Linked DNA regions of Homo sapiens: region 1 is linked to region 2. The links are chromatin contacts, found by Hi-C or POLR2A ChIA-PET in ENCODE. All regions are on one chromosome and are shown on one strand. Each heading gives the region's core, a stretch centred on a gene start or an enhancer-like site at or near the end of the contact. The rest is flanking DNA. Distances are from core to core; before and after follow the strand shown. Region 1 holds the start of FRMPD3 (FERM and PDZ domain containing 3). Region 2 holds the start of FRMPD3-AS1 (FRMPD3 antisense RNA 1).

Evidence for each region. A loop is a pair of places that touch in the nucleus more often than their neighbours do. ChIA-PET counts read pairs that join two places held with the same protein, here RNA polymerase II (POLR2A). Pooled maps may share reads with other maps.
Region 1: a loop to region 2 is called in a map of OCI-LY7, with 3 times the contacts of the local background. The contact joins the promoter of FRMPD3 here to the promoter of FRMPD3-AS1 in region 2. A Hi-C loop is called at or near these places in 1 of 168 maps with a recorded cell type or tissue (OCI-LY7) and 3 of 50 pooled maps. POLR2A ChIA-PET finds 5 or more read pairs at or near these places in 1 of 52 experiments (OCI-LY7).

The regions. Positions count from the first base shown.
Region 1 is chrX:107,447,673-107,453,723 of GRCh38, reverse strand. FRMPD3 (FERM and PDZ domain containing 3) reads right to left here and starts at 4,072. Exons shown (of 15, transcript NM_001388459.1): 1 at 3,719-4,072. RefSeq lists enhancers at 1,951-2,865, 4,700-5,200.
Region 2 is chrX:107,542,318-107,548,590 of GRCh38, reverse strand. FRMPD3-AS1 (FRMPD3 antisense RNA 1) reads left to right here and starts at 2,770. Exons shown (of 2, transcript NR_046750.1): 1 at 2,770-2,876. FRMPD3 (FERM and PDZ domain containing 3) reads right to left here. Exons shown (of 15, transcript NM_001388459.1): 5 at 2,750-2,854.

The DNA.
Region 1 (6,051 bases), core at 2,823-5,322, 96 kb after region 2:
TCAGCTGAGGGGAGGAAAGGAGGGAAAATGGCATGTTTCTCTGGATTTGCTCCCTACCCTACCCCTTTGCCCCTAGCCCCAGGATTTCTCAGCAGACAATAAGGTCCACCCCATTTTGAGAGTCCTTCATTTTGGCTGCCGATAATGCAAGAGAATGTTTTTGTTTCTGAACTTATGGTAAAAAGGAAAATAGAAGTCCTTGAGAGAAGAGCCAGAACAGAATTTTCTGCTGGGAATGCTAATGGCCTTAAGGCTGCCCCACAAACAGAAGCTGACTTGAGTGTGCTTCCTCCCAGGGGGCCTGTCAAAGCTAAGGGTCTTCATCTAGTATCAATAGGTATCAATTCTAGTCCCCCTAGCAATGATTGCTAGGGCCTATATGTGAAGGCAAGAACCCCCCAAAACCAAGCTTGTCTGCATGAGCCTCTCTTTCCACAATTTGCCCCAGGTATGTGTTGGGGTTTGAGGGTGTGTCTGAGGGGTGTGTGTCTTGTGTGTGATATGTGTGTGTGTATTTGTGTGTATGTGTATGTATGTGTGTCTTATGGCTTCATTCAGTTAGCCTGGAGGTGCCACAAAAACAGGGATCTTTCCTCTGTTGCATTGGTGCTGCCCCTCCAAGTGCCTTATCAGGCATTAGCCACGGAGTCCAATCATTTATGCGTAGTGGGGGAGGGTGGGTACAGAGTGCTTCCGTTGTCCTGCATCCACCCATGCTCCCTCCAAGGGCTGAAGTAAGGATTACTGCGGTGGGGCAATTCCTCTCCTCTACTCATCCCACCCGAGACTCCTCTGTTACCCACCCCCACCCCCATCTCCAGCAAGCCTTTCCCAGCTTGCTGCTATCATCAGCAATCCCAGGGCTTTCTTGTTGCACTTTTTCAATCTACTACTGCTCCTAGAGGATGTCGTTGGTCACAAAATCCCCCAACTGGGCCACACAGCTCACTTCTCAAGACCCTCGGACTGCACCACTTACAAGAGGGAGGGGTCCCCTGACTCATTCCAAATGCAGCTCGCAGCCTCATAGGAGTCCCCAGACCTCTCCTCCAGTGGGGTAGAGGCTCTGTTGCACTATCCAAAGAAGCCATAGCACCAACAGCATCACGAGCTTATGTTGGAGGGGGCACTTACTGAGTTCAGGCCAATAGTCTGGCCACTCAGCAGAATGCCTCACATATCTGGGAAACCCTCAGGGCCAGAAGCCTGGGGCAGCTGCCACCCTCCCCTGGCCAGTCTCCTCTCCCTGGTGGCCTTCAGCCCACAACTGCAAGGCGGTTGTGGTGTTGGGTGCCAGCGAGAGATAGGGGATATTCTCTCCACATGCAGCAATGAGTGTTTCTTTCCTGCTTATATCTTATTCCCTCCTTTCTCAGAATCTGGCAGTGGCTCCCAATTGCCTCTCAAGTCAATTGAAACCTTCTCTTTGTGGGCCTCAAAACCCTCCACAATTACATCTCACCTTCTGACACCCTCACTCCCACACACACATCACCCATAACTCTGGCCTAGGCACAGACAGTAGAGTAGACAGATGAGGTTGTCCACAAACTGCTCCTGCCTGAGTCCTGCCACAGGTGCCTGAAAGCCCCACCAACAGAGTCACTCCTCTGTGTCCTTTAAAAATGCAAATGTTACCTGTGAGGTGTAAGCAGTAAACCTCTATCAGCTATTAACACCTTGGCCTGGCAGGGATTCTGTCATCAAATTTGCCCGAGCAGTGAGCAAAGCCCCGCCTAAATAATCTAAGGGGGCGGGGGAGAGGACCCAGAGGAGCCCTGAGCAGCCGACGGGAGGGGCAGGAGCAGGGAAGGGGCTCTGACGTAGAAGCCATCGCCGTCACGATTTTACCACGGTCTACATTCTAACTCCGCATCTCTACTTAAAACAGTAAAACCCACTAGTCCTTGCTCCCCTCAACCTTGTTTCCCCCATCCACAATACATTATGCCTTATTTAACCTCAGGGGTGCCTTCATGACAAGCTGCTAAGGTTGAATTAGTCCTTTCACATGAAATACAAAAACAAACAAACAAAAAAACAAGCCATGAAATTGGGTAGACGCTGGCATGTTTGCTTGGGCACGGCCAAGTCTTGTTGAGGTCTCCCCGGGTAGAGCAAGATCTCTTTGCTCAGCGGAAACAGCAAAGGCTTCCCGAAAAGCCTCTCTTAGCTCCCAAGAAGCTGGCAGCTGGGTTCCCCCTGCTTCTCCTGCAGTGAGCTTCATGGGCAAGGAAGGCGAGGGAGGGGCAGGGCCTCCAAGCTGAGGGCCTCTGTGGCTGAACTGGCACACTATCCCGGGTCCTCTAGGCCCAGGTGGAGTTCGCCATTTACCCCGGTCTCCAGCTGGGAAAACTCACTTGGTGCTTCGCTCTGAGTCAGCATAGAATCCCCCACCCTCCACTTCGAGAAGGGCGCCCCCAAGGGAGCCTTGCGCTTATAGCAGTTCCTCCGAAGGCAGGAGTCCAGAGACTGCCCCGCCCTCCGTAAGAGCTGCAGGATGCTAAGACCACCCGGTGGACTCCAGGGTTTTGCACCTGGACCAAGATGCCAAGGGGAGGGGCAGGTCTAGCAGAATTCGGCGTTTGCTGTCATCTGGGGCTCTTTAGTTGCAGCTGCAAGGGTGGAGGTGCCACCTGCTTCTGGGGGAAGGTGTCAAACATTTGCCCCTGCAGTGGTTTCAGTGTGTGTGTATGGGGCTGTGGTGTGTGTGTGCAGGAAACCCAACAGCTCGAGCGTGGAGGGTATGACTACCAGAGTTGGGCACGCTTTTTGCCAGAATGGGGTTCTTAAGGGCTCTGGTGGAGGTGTCTACAGTAGCTGCGTGTGACGGGGGGTTGCTGGGTGTGTATTGGGGGGAAGCAGCAGGTACTGGATCTGCAGTAATGTGCAGTTGTCATGTAGTTTCTCAAGACCACTCTGAGAAAACACACACACACTCACATACACACACACACTCTCCAACCTCCAAAGCACTAGGCTGGGGAGTAGAGGAGTGTGTTTGTGTGTGCATGTTTTAGCAGCGCTAGGGGGAGGTGCATGTATCTGTATATGTGTTTGAGCTTTATTAGCATCTTGGTGGGAGGGGGCAAGTGTAGCTCGCGCTCTCTCTCTCTCTCTCTGTGTGTGTGTGTGTGTGTGTGTGTGTGTGTGTGTGTGTGGTCTTTGCATGGGGCTGACTGTGTGGCTGAGCGCCGGGTATGTTGTGCGGCTGTGTGTGCGTGTGTGTGCGCCTCCGTGTCCGCTTGTGAACATGGCCCCGGGAACCACGCACATGCTTCAGACAGCTGTTTCTGGCAGCCCCTGGGCTCGGGCTTCGCCGGGCACCCCGGCTAAGTGGCCACCTCCTAGCAGCCAGGCCCCGCGTCTCGCCAGCTCTCCCAACTGTGCCCACAGCCCAGGCGCGCACACAAAGGCTCCATAATGAACGCGCTGCACTCCCCTGCGCTCGACTCCTCACCCCGCACCCGCGGAGGCCAAACGAGCCCGCCAAGCCAGAGACTCGCCGGGGCAGTGGGCACGCAACGGGCCGTTACCCCGCCCGCCCAAACTCCGGGCGGCCAGACGTTCGGCGCCCCCCGCCCTGCCCCCGGCTCCCGGGGGCGCCCAAGCGCCAGTCGCCCCCCAGCCGGCCCGGGGCGGAACGCTCCCGCCGCGACCCACCCCCGGTTGGGCTGAGACAGCGGGCGCGCCCCCCTGAAGGCAGCGCGCCTCTTACCTTCCTCCCCCTCCTCTTCCTCCTCCTCTTCCTCCTCCTCCTCCTCCTCCTCCGCCTCCTCAGCGGCGCGGCAGCGGCGGCGCAGCGGCGGCGGCGGCGGCGGCGGCAGCGGGACTAGGGCACCCGTGCCCCCGAGCCCGGCATGGGCTTGGGGCTCAGTGGCGCCGGGCGGCGGGGCGGGCAGAGGTTGGCAGGGCGGCAGCAGCTGGCCCGGGACGCGGGGAGCTGGCGCGCAGGCGGCGGGCTGCGGGCAGGATGGCAGGAGCGCGCGCGGGCTCCTCGGGCGGGCTTCATGGCTGCGCCGCGGGCGGCACCATCGCCGTGGCTCGCTCGTCGCTCTCTCGCTCCAGGAGTGCGGCAGGCTGCGAGGTGACGGATGGCGGCGAGGCGGCCGGACGGCCGAGGAGGGGAGGGGAGAAGGGGCGGGGGGAGGGGGAGGGGGAGGAAAGAGGGGAGTGCAGAATGAGGGGCCTCTCCGGCGCCTCCCGACCCTCGAGTGCTGGCGTCGATTTCCCCGAATGGGAAAGCGGCTTAAAGGCGCAGTTCCTGGCTCGGGTCACTACTAAAAATAAGCAAAAAATTGACAATTGGGGAAAGAATCTCCCAAGAACAACCCAGCAACCCAGCCACCCAGCCTGGCGCTGCCTCACTTCTTGAATCTGACCGTTACGGCCGGACTCTGCCGGGAACTGCTGGCTGCCGAGAGGGCAAGCCAATTTCCAAAGTGAACCCGGGAAAGGGGGGCGGGGAGTGAACTGCGGAGAAGGGGCAGCAGGAACGCTTGCTTCGGAGACTCCGTTCCCTGGCCCCTGACCTTGCTTCTCGCCCCTTGTTTGCTCGCCTTCTGCTGGGGATGCCCTCCCTGCAGCTCCCCTCCTGGTCACCATCGCAAACATCCACACGCACCTTGAGTTTCGGCTCGGGCTCCTGCTCTCAGCGCCTCTCCCCAGCACTGGAGTGTGAGCGGCTTCGAGCCCAGGCCCAACGCCAGGAGCCCACCTCAGTAAGGGAGCGATCTGCCAGCTGGCAAAGGTCTGCTTAGAAAATGCGATTGGTTTGGTGAAAAGGGAAAAAGGTTAAGGTGTGTGTGCATGTGTGTTCACCAGCAGATGGAGGGAGGGTCCTGGCCACACACACACACCCGGAAGGAGAGCAGCTAGGCACACAGCACAGTGCCTGATGAATGATCTCAGGACGTTTTTTAGAGACATGCTGTGAATACTAAACATGCAGCAGCCGAGATTCAAGAGAAGCTCTTGGTCTCCCAGCGGGCTCCAGACCCCTTCAGAGGAGTTTTGAGGGCCAAGAAAAAAGGCCACTCTTCCTTCCCCAAAAAGGGCAGCCTCAGTGGGGACCCAGAGAGACTGGGAAGCTGGACAGTGGGTCTGGGTGGTGAAGTTAAGGCCAGGGAAGAGAGAAGCAGGAGGAAGCAGTGGAGTTGAGGAGCTCCTGGTGATGCCAAATACATGGTGAATTTCCGGGTGTCAGAAGCACCTCGGAGAGACAGTTAAACATTGGCACATTTGGGCCTTGTGAGTTCTAAGGTGAAAAGTCAGCCCTCCTCGATTTCCTCTGTGTTCCTGAACTCTAAAGGAGGCTGTTGGCACAAAGGGATCCATTCTAGTTGGAATATTTCCTCACTTTCGGTTCTTTTCAAGCACTTGGTTAAAGCTTCAGAAGAGGCCGGAGGGCTACTGAGGGGCAATTGTGGGACAAGGGCTGTTCTCCTAGGCTGCACGGAATTTCCAGGATACAGAGGAGAGCTCCGGGCACAGGGCTCCGTGGCTTCCCACAGCTGGGCTCAGCAGTGGAGTAGCTGACTAGCAGATTTGGCCATCGGTCCACTGAGCACACTTTTGCTTTCTTCCTGGCACTTCCCACCTTGAAAAAAGGATGGAAATTCCCTGCATCTGGATGGGAGTAGCCTAAGCTGGTAAACCAAGCTGATGGAATTATTAAAAGCGGATGACAAGTGAAAGTGAAGACATGCAGGGAGAGAAACACACAACATTCCCTGCAAATGCACAGGCAGAGCCCAACCTGAGAAGATGCTCTGAGGAACACAGCACACACAAAGGGACACACATGGAGTCAGTCACATGTGGGGCCACAGACACACTGAGCTAGTGCAAAAAAAAAAAAAAAAGGCTAGCCAGAAAAGTGACTCAGACTTTATTTCTAATCCTTCTGAAGGAAAGAGATGAAGAGAAACAGGGAAGAATTGGCCTCCCATCTCCAGGGACTGGAGAGGGAGCCAGGAACCAGCTGTCCAGTATGAATAATAATATTTCCAGCCAGACTGTCCCTGGCAGATTTTCTTGGGGTGGTGTCTC
Region 2 (6,273 bases), core at 1,521-4,020:
AGCACAAAGACCATGTCCTATTTATCTTTGTAGTCCCAACACTAAACAAAGTTCCTGGCACACATTTGGTGCGCAATAAATGGCTGCTGAATGAATGGGCAGTAGGTGCTTGATGTGCACTTACTGAATGATCACTCTCATCCCAACCATTTCCCTGGGCCAACATCATCATCAGTTCTATAGGAATGGAAAAGCTGCAGAGATAACCAGATTCCTTAATTCACTGGGCATTCATTGAACCTCTACTGTATGCCCAACACTATGCTAAGTCTCTATGAGAGCTACAGGAGATTTAAATCCAGTCTTAAATTCTTGTTGTAGTGACTTGGCACACATACACATTATAAAACCAAAGCAAACCAACAGGTATAAGATGGCTAAAGTTTCCTAGATAAGGCAAATTGGATTTTGATTTTGAAGGAGACAGTGGGTGTGGATGATTTGAGAAGCCAGATGAGAACAGTCTAGACCTAGAGACTGTCATGGATCATGGACAAAGCATGGAAAGAGGAACAAGCAAATCCTCCTGGGTTGGGGTATGGTTGATGGTGGTGAGGAGCCAAGAGACAAGCTTGGCTGTGGAAACAAGGTGGGAAGTGGTGGGATATAAAATTGGAAGAGTGTGACTCCCTGGTCCCCTCCCTGATCTTGAGATGCCTTGCTCCTGCCAGGCCCAGCGGCCCCGGATCCCAGTGGTGGCAGGTTTTATTTAGCACACTGGGTTGGACTCAGATAATTACTTAATTGAATTTGCTTAAAAATAGAGCTGGCAAGGATCACCCACAGGATTTATTTTTGCTCTGGCTGCTTAATAAAGCCTTGGAACACGAAAGGAAAGGGTTGATAGGAGAGCCTGGAGTCACTTGGGCCTGGACTCCCCCGGCTCCCGACCTGTGATGAGGCTGCTATGGTCCATACTGGCGGCAGCATGGAGGAGGGTGATGTTGTAACACCAGGTAATTTCACGAGTGCAGTGAGAGTTGGAAGATTGATGTCTGTCTCTCACCCAGACAAGAGCCTCACACTATGCCTGGTGGCCTGTCCGAGAGAATGAGGTCACTCTAGGTGGGTCCTAGCTACTCTGTGGCATTTGCATTCAGAATAGACTGGAGTGGGGGGCATCGTTACGCCTGTAGACTAGCTGTGCCTGTAACCTAGCTGTGACGTATGGAGAGGGGAATCATGGTGGAAGAAGGAGAAAGTGGAGAAGGGGAAGTAGAAGGGAGAGGAAGAGAAGAGAGGGGAGGGGAGTGGGGAGGAAGGGAAGGAGTTCTTCACTGGGTGGCCTGCCCTTGACTGATTACTCTGCAATGTTGAGATGGCATAGGATAAGCCTGTTCATACTTACCAAATCCAAGTCATACGTCCTCTGGGTTTTCAAGCATTCAGGACACACATATCCTCCTGGTGACTTGGACCTCGGGGTCTGTTTCACCCTGATTTGCAGGGACTCCATATTACTCCTTTTCCCCTCTGCTCATCAATGATCACTTCTCTTAAAACTTTTCTTCTAGGATTGACACAGATCCCAACCATCAATTATTCAGACAGCTTGCCCAGTGGGGTCCTGTAGTCCCCTGGGTTTGCCAGCCTTCCTCATGCAGAGATGGAGGAGGGCATAGACTGAGTTTGGGAATGAGAGTCAGGGAAATGGAGATGGAAGACACCTGTGTCCTCTATACCTTCTTCTCACTAATTCTGCCTTAAATAATATAGAAGCGCCTGGCACCCTGCTGATTTCCCTGCTCTGGGCCTGCTATCTTCTCCCAACAACTGTGGCTGTTCCTCAGTACGTAAATGCCAAGGGCCTCCAGACAGCTCTGCCCATCACAGCTATCAAAAGCACACAAGTGCCTGTTAGCTCTAGCTATCCCCTCTGTCCCCACCAGGTTATCACTAACTTCTGCAGATTCCTGAAGGACTCGGCCAGAATGCATGACTGCTTAACACACTTCTTTTCTGCTCTTCACCTGCCTCTTCTCATTTGCACATCTGGAGCCGACAGTTCACTGCATGTAAACCTCCCAAAGCAGTGAGAAACACTGTGGCTGGCCAAGACTCCCCAAATTGGCAGCTGCATGGCATGGGCTGTCAAATATTACCTGTCTTTCGAAACAATACCACCCCGTAGTAGATTTTGTATTGTCTCAATCTGAACCTCTTGTCCCCCTCAACATTGCTGAGAGGTATCTGGTAGCAGGGAACAGGTATTTATTTTGCCTCCCCTCTGGTGCTAAGAACATAGCAGGTGCCTAATAAAAACTTGGTGACTTAATGAGAGTCTGTATCATTTCCTTTAGGCAACTTTACTCACCACTGCATGGCCTTTTCTGGTCAAGATGTGGAGTTGCAAGATCACTTAAATGTGAAGAGAGCTCAATTTCACCAGCCACTCATTCCCTGAGTCTTCAGGAAGCCATTATTTCCTTCCTGTTTCTATCAAGTAGCAAAAGATGTTTATGGAGCACTTGCTTTGAGTGTAAGCTACTGTGTTAGGGATGGAAATTTCTCTAAGCATCAGAAGGATCTTGAGTGAATCAATATATATTCCTTCTCCCCACAATGCCTGGGGCCTCTCTGGATGTCACGTATCCCTCTTCACTCACTACTTTTCCCCCTCCAGCACCTGGACGCTCCCACTCTAACCCATTCGGAAAGCTGTCCACTATAAGAAGCCCCAGAGCGAGAGCTTGACAGCCAGGCAGATTATGGCCAGGGGCTGAGGAGAGGGAGCCAAAGCTACACTTACTGCATCTGTTTCTCCAACTGCCACCTGCTCAGAAAATCGAACCTTCACAGGATTGGACCTCAACTTGGCCTTCTTCGCAGCACTGATGAAAGCAGATTTGGGGGACTGGAAAAAGAACAGAGAGATGGTGAGTTCTCCATATCTAGGGAAAGCCTAACCTTTGTCACGTCAGAGTTAAGATGTCCCAGTACAGGTACACTTTGCATTACTGATCAAGGAGTCAATAAACAAATATTAATTACCTATTAGTTGCAAGGCAATGTGCTAAATGCTTCCCTATGTAATTGGTGTGTTCTGAAACAGCTGGGCATGAATTGAATTTGGGTAGATTGAACCCCATTATTAATACTCTAGGCCTAGGGGAGTTTGCAAAAGTTCTTTAGTAATAACATACATTGAGTTTTTATATATTTGGTTTTCTTACAGTGAGATAGACCTAAAGGGTGTCTTTTTATTATTATTATTATATCTGAATATAAGCATCCCAAATAATTTACAGAAATGATCTTGTTCACCTCACAGACATGTCCTGCCCCTAGGAAGGAGTTGCATAATAAATACTATTTTAGATGTGGGAGAAAGGAGACCTAGCACTCCAAAAGGATTTATCCACAGTTACTACACTATTGGGGAATAGAGATGTGAGAGATTTAACCCAAGTCTTCTGGCTTTCTAGTTTTGGGCTCTGCACCACTTTGTTTATCCAATTCTGTAAGAAATGCCCAAAAAATCAGCCAGGCTTGTATTTATTTATTTATTTTTAGACGGAGTTTCACTCTTGTCGCCTAGGCTGGAGTGCAATGGTGCAATCTCGGCTCACTGCAACCTCCGCTCCCTGGGTTCAAGCGATTCTCCAGCCTTGCCTCCTGAGTAGCTGGGATTACAGTCATGTGCCACCACACCCAGCTAATTTTGTATTTTTAGTAGAGATGGGGTCTCACCATGTTGGCCAGGCTGGTCTTGAACTCCTGACCTTAGGTGATCCACCTGCCTCAGCCTCCCAAAGTACTGGGCTTACAGGCCACCATGCCTGGCTGGCTTTTTAGTTCTTGAAAACTCTCCCACAATTTTATCAGAAGCATGATTAGCAAACACTGGAAACTAAGCCTTTCCTGGGTGCCCCTTGGATTCTAGCTCCCTGCTGAGCTCTGTAAGGCCCAGCAATTAGGAATACAGGAGTCGTGCTGAGGGGCATCCTCATTGTCTTTGGGGGGGCGTTTATTCATTCTTTTGACAAATTTAGCAAGGGCCTACTACATGCCACACACTGTTCTAGGTGATGAGGGATAGAGCAGTGAATAAGACAGACAAAACTCCCTGGCCTCATGGAGCATCCATTCCAGCAGGAATAGACAGACGATAAATATCTTTTAGGTAGCAAAGAAGGACTTTGAGGAAAAATAAGGCAGGGTAAAGGACTACACAAGAGAATGAGTGAGTTAGAGTGGGAGTAGTGAGGGTATTATTTTAGCAATTTTGAAATACATAATACATTATTATTAACTATAGTCATCATGCTGTGCAATAGATCTCAAAAACTTATTCCTCCTGTCTAACTGAGCCTTTGTATCCTTTGAACAGCATCTCCCCACTCCCTCCCAACCTTAGCCTCTAGTGATCACCATTCTATGCTCCACTTCTATGATTTTGACTTTTTTAGATTCCGCATGTAAGTGAGATCATGTGGTATTTGTCTTTCTGTGTCTGGCTTATAATAATTATTATTATTATTTCACTTAGGATAATGTCTTCCAAGTTCATCCATGTTGTAGCAAATGACAGGATTTACTTCTTCTTAAAGACTGAATAGTATTCCACTGTGTATTTATACCACATTTTCTTCATCCATTCATCTGTTGATGGCAGACACTTAGGTTGTTTCCCTATCTTGGCTATGGTGAATAGTGCTGCCACGAACATGGGAATGCAGATGGCTCTTTGGCATACTAATTTCAATTCCCTTGGATATATATCCACAAGTAGGATTGTGCGGGTTATATTTTTAATTTTTTTTTTTTTTTTTTCTGAGAAGGAGTCTTGCTCTGTCGCCCAGGCTAGAGTGCAGTGGTGCGATCTCGGCTCACTGCAACCTCTGTCTCCGCGGTTCAAGTGATTCCCCTGCCTCAGTCTCCCGAGTAGCTGGGATTACAGGCAGGCATCACCATGCCCAGCTAATTTTTGTATTTTTGGTAGAGACGGGGTTTCACCATGTTGGCCAGGCTGGTCTCGAACTACTGACCTCAAGTGATCCACCCACTTCGGCCTCCCAAAGTGCTGGGATACAGGTATGAGCCACGGCGCCCGGCCACTGGGGGAGGTTATTTTAGACAGGATGGTCAGGGAAGACCTCTCTGAGGATGAGACATTAAGCAGAAACTTAAGGAAGTGAGGGAGAGACAGCCACCAGGTTATCTGGAGAAAGGCTTCTGGGCAGAAACTACAGTAAAGGCCCTGAAGTGAATTGAGGTGTATGAAGAACAGCAAGGAAGGCCAAGGTGGCTGGAGTGGCGTGATGGAGGGGGAGCAAGAGGGGAGATGCTCAGAGAGGCAGCTGGGGGCTGGGTCATGTAGGACCTTGTAAACCACGGTGAGAACTTTGGATTTCACTCCACTAGAGGGATTTGATTGAACAGAGTCTGATGTGCATTTTAAAAGGAAGCCTCTGGTTGCTGTGTGGAAAACAGAGTGTAGAAGGGCAATGGCAAGAGCATGGAGACCAGTTGGGGGTCTCTAAGTACAATATTTGTAACTGCAATAATATGGTTAAAACATAATGGAGGCTTGGGCTAGGATGGTACTGATGGAGTTGAAAAGTGAATGAATTCTGGATATATTTTGAATACTGAATTAGGATGATATGTTGACTGATTGGATATGAGAGTGAGAAAAAGAGAGACTTCAACTGAAAGAATGGACTTGCCATTTACTGAGATGAAGAGGACTAGGGAGTGAATCAGGTTTGGGGCTACTTCAAACCACCACCCCTATGGGCCTTGCCATGGAGCCTGAGTCCTACAATCAGGAATTTCTTTGTGTTAAGGCCCTGAAGGTCCCTGCCAGCTGGGAATACGTTAAGCTATTATCTACCATTTACACTGCAGTTGAGATTCATTTACCCAATCAGCCACAGGAGGGCAGGGCCCTAAGATACACATCAGAAACAAACGTCCTCATTGTGTCTTGGGCCCTGGTCCCAGCTGGCTCTGTCAGAGCCAGCAATCTCATTCCCACAGAGGGGAGATTGCAAAAAACCACTTCTTTCACCTGAGTCCAGCAGGAACTCAGGCAGTGAGTGTCAGTCCTGGCTGCATAGTAGAAATGCTGGGAGGAGCTTTTAAAAATCCTGAAGCCCAGGGCCCACCACAGACCAATTACATCAGAATTCCTGGGGGTGAGGTCTGAGCATCAGTATTTTTTTCAAGCTTCTGATGATTTCCAAATGCAGCCAAGATTAAGAACCATTGAGCTAAAGGAACCTTAGACTTCTCATCCTGAGCCAAAGGGGCAATTTGTTGGCAGCAGAC